Linked DNA regions of Homo sapiens: regions 1 and 2 are each linked to region 3. The links are chromatin loops, found by intact Hi-C in ENCODE. Cell type or tissue: endothelial cell of umbilical vein. All regions are shown on one strand. Region 1 overlaps BMPR1A (bone morphogenetic protein receptor type 1A). Region 2 overlaps SNCG (synuclein gamma). Region 3 has its middle 8.7 kb from the start of BMPR1A.

Region 1 (2,500 bases), 120 kb before region 3:
TACAGTGAGGTATCATTTACACGTGTATGTTATATGTAGCTTAGTTCTAAAAATCCCTGCAATCTCTTATTTCTGTAATATAAAATTGTTTCCCATTACATAATGCTGAGAGAAAAAGATGTAAAGTCTAAAATAACTATAGAATAATGTCTGCCACATGATTTAACAGCATTTCTTTGAAAACTTCTTGAAATAATTCAACTGTCATTCTAAGGATATATGTTCCAGGTTTCCAATTCAAGAGAAGTTTCCAGTGTATTTCCAATCCTAATCTCTCTTCCTCATTTCAATTTTCCCACTAAATATTTCTACTAGAATCACACTCCACCTGTCTAAATCAAACCCACACCTTTCTTTCTTGCTCCTCCACTGGCTACCACTCTCCAGTGGATACCATGCCAGAAACCCTGGCTTTGGTCCTGCCTCCCTTGCTAGGTCTCCACCCCTCCCCAAATTTTCACTTATTAATTTACTCACTTATTCACCAACAACATCTTTTTTTTTTTTTTTAATTTAATAGGGGTGGGGGCGGTGGGTCTCGCTATGTTGCCTGGGCTGGTCTCAAACTCCTGGCCTCAAGCAATCCTGTGGCCTTGGCCTCCTCCCAGAGTGCTGAGATTACAGGTGTGAACCACTGCAACTGGCCTGCATCTGGAGTACGTATTACCGACCCAGTGTTAGGTACCAGAAATACAAATATGAGTATGGTTGTTCCTGCTGCAAGGAACTCACAGTCTTGGGCAGGAGACTGACCGCTATGCCTTGTTACATCTTTCATTGTCACTGTTTCCTCATTGGTTTATTTAAAGCTAATATGTGGCCTTGTCTCATTAGAGCCACAACCAAGGCACCCTGCAGAGCTGGCTGGCCGTGAGACTCTAAGTGCTTTCCCTTTCAGAGGAAAGGACTGTGTGTGAGTTCCTTCCGCAAAAACATCCACGACCCTGCTACCCTGGCATAAGTTCAAATTCTGGATCTGCCTTTAACTTAACCTCTCTGAATTAGTTTCCTCATCTTTAAAACTGGAATGAGGCCAACTGTGGTGGTGACCGCCTGTAATCTCAGCTGTAATCCTGGGCTCAAACAGGATCACTTGAGCCCAGAAATTCCAGGCTACAATGCACTGTGATCACAACAGTTAAGAGCCACTGCACTCCAGCCTTGGCAACACAGCAAGACCCCATCTTAACAAACAAACAAATCTGGAATGATATTTATTAACTGACAGTTATTTTGAGAACCAAATGAGATAACAGCAAACACATATTTAAAATAATTTTTAAAATAAAAAATTAAATAAATTTAAATATTTTTAAACTTAAGGAACTCATATAAAATAATAGCTAACACATATTAACCTCTATGTGCCAGTAGTCATAAATGCTTTGCATATATTAAGTTATCAAACCATCAACCAACTTATTTAAAGGTTAAATTATTATTTTAATTTTACAGATGAAGAAACAGGCAAGTAGACTTTAAGGAACTTATCAAAGATCACACAACAGGTTAAGTGGCAGAGTCATAATTAAAATCAAGGAGGTCTGATTCCAGATTCTACATGTTAACAACTATCCTATACTTCCCTGCCTGATTTTATATATATTATATAATGTAAATACACATTTTAAACTATTTAGGAGAGCCTGGTACATAGTAGGTGCTAAATAGAAGTTTCCTCCTCTCATCCATGTTTACAACACACTTGCCAACCTGGCAAAGGAAGTCACTAACAGGTGCTATCCATAACAATTCAATCTGCAAGAAATTTTTATAGACAAAAAAAGCTGTGATAACTTGTATGGAGAACAGCCATCAAATCTTCCCTGACTACGAGCTCAATACGTATTGGTATTGATGACAACTCCTAAGACATGCATGCAGTCTGAGAATGAAGGGAAATGCTGCTGTAATCAAACAGGACAACCATCTTACTGTATTCCACCTGGCCAGGCCTCCTAAGCACTTGAGAGAAGAATGACAGGAATGCAAAGGACATAGCAACCACTCCACTTGAGATACAACCAAAAGAACCCAGGGACTTTGCTCACAGAGTACATAAGGAATAAAGTTTGAGAGCATCTTTGTCAAAGACATGACCAACATGATAGAAAGGGAGACTGGACTAAATTTTTTTTTTTTTTTTGGAGGCAGAGTCTCACTCTGTTGCCCAGGCTGAAGTGCAGTGGTACAACCTCAGCTCACTGCCTCCTGGGCTCCAGGCAATCCTCCCACCTCAGCCTCCTGAGTAGCTGGGACCACAAGCACGTGTCACCAAGCCTGGCTAATTTTGTATTTTCTGTTGAGATGGGGTTTGCCATGTTGCCCAGACTGATCTCGAACTCCTGGACTCAAGCAATCCACCCGCCTAAACCTCCCAAAGTGTTGGGATTACAGGCGTGAGCCACCACCGCCTGGCCCTAGACTAAATAATCTACGTTATCCCTTCCAATGCTGGAGTCCTATGGAAACAGTGTTCTTGCCGTTGAATTATTAATTT
Region 2 (2,500 bases), 210 kb before region 3:
GGGGATACTGTCACCTCTGTGTTGCCCCAGGGCCATCCTGCCCCTTGGCGGAGTGGGGCATAAAAGGGCAGTGCTGTGCTGGCGGGAGTCGGCCAGGCTATCCAGGGGCAGGGCAGGTGGCCACCTGCTGAGTCCTGCTGCCCTAAGGCTGATGATGAGGCCAGGGGTATGAGTGGTCAGATAGTCCCTGCTGAGGCCTTTCACAGTTCACTGGGAGATGAGTCGTGACTGGTTTTGGGGTGTCACCAGGAAATGAGTCTCCCTCGAGGTGGCTCCAAGGGCTCACTAGCCCTGCTCCGGGATTCACAAGGAATGCCCGGGCACCCTCACCCCAGGGCCTCTTTTGCTGGGGGTGAGGAGGGAGGAGCCCCCTGGGGCTCTATGTGTTCTGCCTGGGACACATGATGATGATGATGATGATGGTCACCTTCCTCTGCTGGGTGCTCACATAGACCAGGAGAATTGCTTCATGGAGGTCATGGCCCTGCCTCATCACACAGCCCAGGGAGGCCGACACTCTCACCCCCATCTTGCAGATGAGAACACGGAGGCCCAGAGAGGTTCCTTTGCTTCTCAAGGTCATACGACGAGAAAGGGGAACTAGGAGAGGGAGCGGCTGCCAGCTCCAAGGACATGGAGACCCTGTGCTGGCCCTGGAAGCAGACACCTGGGCATCGCCCCAGAGCCAAGAGGAGTAGGGCAGCCCCCACCCTTCCACCCACCCACTCCTAACGCAGGGATTCTCAGTGCTCAGAGCCTCAGACTCCACCACCTAGGAGGCCTGGAGCAGGTAGGAGAGCTGGACACTGCTCCCCCGCCCCACCCCCAGGTAGGAATCCTAGCCCAGGCCACCACTTACACTGCCACAGGGTCTCTCAGAGTACAGGCTGCTCAGGGGAATTCCAAGCTCACATGAACTAGCCATGGGACCTTGGGCACATTAATCTCTCTGGGCCTTAGTTTCCACACCGTCTCATGGATTTTGTGTCTATTAAATGAACTAATAAGCGTACAATGCGTAAAGCAGAGCTTGCTGTGTCACAGGTGCTGGGACAGCTCACCCAGCCAACACCCGTCCCTGGGGTGCGCCCCACTGCTCCTGTGCTGTCTGCTATTGGGCCGCACACGCATGTGTACATTCACACGCATGTACACCCACACATTCTCACAAATGCACCCACATGCTCACTCAACACACGTGCACACACACACAAAGGCAGCTGCAGAGGGTAGGGTCAGAAGCAGCACTGCTTTCTTACCACTAGGGGACGCTACTTCCCTGAGGCTCCCAGCAGGAGGCAGCTGCCCCGCCCAGCCCAGGGAGGGAGGCTAGGCCCTGGGGGCGGGGCTGGTGCTACTCAGCCCCCGGCCTGGTGACCACTGCCCGGGAGGCTGCCTGTCACCGTGTGGGATCCTGTTTTCACTTATAAAATGGGGTGTCTCCTAAGTGCTGAGAGCCGTCCGGAAGATGTGGTTTTGAGCCTCACTTTCCTTGTCTATGAGATGGGCTCCCAAGTCCCCCGAAGGGGTGGTTGTGGTGATTCCAGACCCGAATGCAGGTCGAACAGCAAGCATGGACCCCACCCCATGCCGGCGCTCAGTGGGTACTGAAACTGAAGCCAGCCGCAGCCCCCCGTGTTGTTTCCTGGGGTGTGGAGTGGAGTGATGCCGCCTCCGCCCAGCAGCCTTTCTGGGCCCAGGAGAGGACTGGGCAGGTCTGAGGGCCGGGGCTCACCTTGCGCACCACCCCGGAGGTGACCGCGATGTTCTCCGCCTCCTCCACGGTCTTGGTGGCCACAGTGTTGACGCTGCTCACCACAGCCTCGCTCACGGCGTTGGCCTGCTCCTTGGTCTTCTCGGCCACTATGGGAGGACACTGGCTGGCCTCCACCCCAGCCCCAGCCCCAAGGCAGGCCTGCTGGAGTCAGGCTCGCAGCCCCTTCCCAGGAGCTCAGAGCCCTGGCCCTGCTGGGACCCTCCCCTGCTCCCTCTGACTCCAGGGCACCTCTGATGCTGGTGGGGGTAAGGAGACGCCCACCCTAGTTTAGCCTCATGGTCTGCAGGGGTCTGTAGGGCTTGGGACCCCAGTTGGGGGTAAGGCAGGACTCTAGGTTTGAGCCCCAGCACTAGGATGCAGGAGCCCCAGGGGTCCTATCCCCCATGTGTCCCCTGGCCCTGGGGCTTCTCACCTGAGGTCACGCTCTGTACAACATTCTCCTTGGTCTTGGCTCCTGGGGAGGAAATGGAGCTGTCAGCCCAGACCTCCCTCGAGGTGTTGGGGGCGGTCAGGACAAACACAACAGAACAGCTGGACAAACTGTGGGGTCGGTGGGGGGGTAAGGATGGTGTCTGGGGGCCGGCGGCCCCTTCAGAGGGCCTCTTCCTGCTGTGTCTGGAAGAAGTGGATGGATGGGAAGGGGACAGGACAGAATGTGGGGGACAAGAGAGAGCAGGCCTGAGGTAGGGACACTGGCTAGACCCAGGGTCCAGCCCCTGCCCG
Region 3 (2,500 bases):
CAGTGGCTCACCCCTGTAATCCTAGCACTTTGGGAGGCCAAGGCAGGCAGATCGCTTGAGTCCAGGAGTTCCAGACCAGCCGGGGCAACATGGCAAAACCCCATCTCTATAAAAATTACAAAAATTAGCCAGGCATGGTAGCACTTGCCTGTCATCCCAGCTACTCGGGAGGCTGAGGCAAGAGGACCCCTTAAGCCCAGAAGGCAGAGGTTGCAGTGAGCTGTGATCATGCCACTGCACTCCAACCTGGGCAACAGAGGGAGACCATGTCTCAGAAAAAATAAATAAAGAGTTGTTCTGTTGTTACACTTGCAATAACACATCATACTCATGAGATTTTAACTATGTATACCATATGTCATCAAAACTAGGGTACTGTTTCGTTGTGGGTTTTTTCCACCCAAAGAACAGCATGGATACTGTTGATTATAAGATCCATCATTATTTTATGTACAACTAAGGAAGAAAAACCTTGCCAGTTAAACCCTGACACGTTAATTAAGATATCGCAATTCCAGAAAGTTTCAAATGTCAAAAAAAATGTGCATCTGAGAATTAATGAAATATGGTGTATTTTAATGCATCTAGAAGGTGAAGCAATGCCATACAGGCCAGCATTTGAAATGTTAAATTTCTGAGTTTTTGATGTATAATCTTGTTATGCCTGATTCCTGAATAGCCACACTGTGGATGATACCACAAAAGCAGAGGCAGTGCAGTTCAACTGCATGTAAACATGTAAAACAAACAAAAGTGAATAACATGATTCAGTCACATAACGTTTGGAAAAAATACCAGCATCAAGTCACGTGCTGGATTATATTACAAATCAAAAATTAACTTTTTTTTTTTTTTTGAGATGGAGTTTCACTCTTGTTGCCCAGGCTGGAGTGCAATAGCACAATAAAAATTAACTTTTTGACAGTTGCTTATACTGAAAATGTGTGATGACAAGACGAATCAAATTTTAGATGTTAACACATAAGTTATCTTTGGAGAAGTCAAACTAAACATTCAGAAAAATCTCAGCAGTGCAATAGAATGACTTTACATCTGTCCCGGAAACTGAACAATAGTGCTTGTTGCTTATGAGGCCATCAGGAAAAGCCAGCTGTGGATTTCTTTCTAGTACAATTAATTGCTTCCGCTGTATATAAAATTGAAAGAATTGGGTGCTTTAGTGCGGAAAAAGGATATCCTGCTACACTGCTCCTATTTCCTCACAAAGGCTATTACTGAGCCTTTCACCATTAATTCGCATGCATTGGATTATCCTGTGATGAAAGGCCAAAAGGCTTTTCATTTTTATAGTCTCTTATCCTATTTATTTGGCACCTCTCTGGAGATACCTGCTCTTCTCCCAAGACCAGCTAATTGCTAGGATGTCAGAAGGTGGCTAATGACTGACTTCCTTTTCAGAGACTGTGAGCCCATCTCTTTGCTGCTTCTTGGGGTGGCTTTTCTTATTGCTGAGAAATATTCTGCGTTCTGTCATTATTTGAGGTAAAAAATGCTATCTTTTTTTTTTTTTTTTTTTTTTTTTTTTTTTTTTTTTTTTAAAGACAGAGTCTTGCTGTCTGTCACCCAGGCTGGAGTGCAGTGGTGTGATCACAGCTCACTGCAGCCTCAACCTCCTGGGCTCAAGCAATCCTCCCACCTCAGTCTCCCAGGTAGCTGGGACTACAGGTGCATACTGCCACATTCAGCTGATTTTTTTGTATTTTTGTAGAGACAGGGCCTCCCTGTATTGCCCAGTCTGATCTCGAATCCTGGGTTTAAGTGATCCTCCCACCTCAGCCTCCCAAAATGCTGGGATTACAGGCGTGAGCCACCGTGCTAGGCTCAAGACTTTGTTCTTAAGGCTGAGCTGAGCAGGTCAGAATCTACACCAGCACTGTCTAATAGAACTTTCAGTGAAAATGAAAATGTCCTGTATCTTCCCTGTTCCAACACAGTAGCCCCTAATCTCATGTGGTTATTGAGCATTTGATATGGCTAAACAGAGAAACTGAATTTTGATTTTTATTTATTTTTAACTAATTTAGAATTTACACAGTCACACATGCCAAGCAGCTATTGTATGTACTAGCCAGTGCAGGTCTACATGAAGGATATATAAAAAAATCACTTGATGGTCTCAGTGCACACAATGGGCAGGGATTGAGGGGTTGGCATTGAAAATGCAGCATCTCAGCTAAGTGCAGTGGCTCACGCCTGTAATCCCAACGCTTTGGGAGGCCAAGGTGGGCAGATCACCTGAGGTCAGGAGTTCAAGACCAACCTGGCCGACATGGTGAAACCCCGTCTCTACTAAAAATATAAAAATTGGCTGGGCATGGTGACGCACGCCTGTAATCCCAGCTACTTGAGAGGCTGAGGCAAGAGAATCTCTTGAACCCAGGAGGCAGAGGTTGCAGTGAGCCAAGATCGCGCCACTGCACTCCAGCCTGGGCAACAGAGTGAGATTCTGTCTCAAAAAAAAAAAAAGGAACAAAGAAAA

The links. Hi-C counts contacts between places; a loop is a spot of excess contacts. Peaks named below come from ENCODE experiments on the same cell type or tissue, not always from the same donor. Only the 100,000 strongest peaks of a DNase experiment are listed, where the experiment ranks them.
Region 1: it touches region 3 in a loop (4-fold over the local background); 16 of 110 quality-filtered maps call a loop at or near these places.
Region 2: a loop joins it to region 3, with 2.4 times the contacts of the local background. A loop is called at or near these places in 3 of 110 quality-filtered maps.

Annotation. Positions count from the first base shown.
Region 1 is chr10:86,871,449-86,873,948 of GRCh38, reverse strand. The region is part of intron 2 of BMPR1A (bone morphogenetic protein receptor type 1A); the gene reads right to left. Among named protein-coding and RNA genes, the nearest start is that of MMRN2, 85 kb to the left of the region's middle. RefSeq lists enhancers at 918-1,037, 1,685-2,246. In endothelial cell of umbilical vein, no CTCF peak of the experiment used is centred here; a DNase peak (open chromatin) is centred at 958; H3K27me3 peaks cover 436 bases.
Region 2 is chr10:86,959,364-86,961,863 of GRCh38, reverse strand. SNCG (synuclein gamma) reads right to left here. Exons shown (of 5, transcript NM_003087.3): 2 at 2,190-2,231; 3 at 1,736-1,863. Among named protein-coding and RNA genes, the nearest start is that of SNCG, 2.0 kb to the right of the region's middle. RefSeq lists enhancers at 575-1,175, 2,376-2,500. In endothelial cell of umbilical vein, a CTCF peak has its summit at 1,256 (motif pointing right); a DNase peak (open chromatin) is centred at 1,273; H3K27ac peaks cover 1,075 bases.
Region 3 is chr10:86,746,644-86,749,143 of GRCh38, reverse strand. No RefSeq gene overlaps it. Among named protein-coding and RNA genes, the nearest start is that of BMPR1A, 8.7 kb to the left of the region's middle. In endothelial cell of umbilical vein, no CTCF peak of the experiment used is centred here; a DNase peak (open chromatin) is centred at 1,143; H3K27me3 peaks cover 326 bases.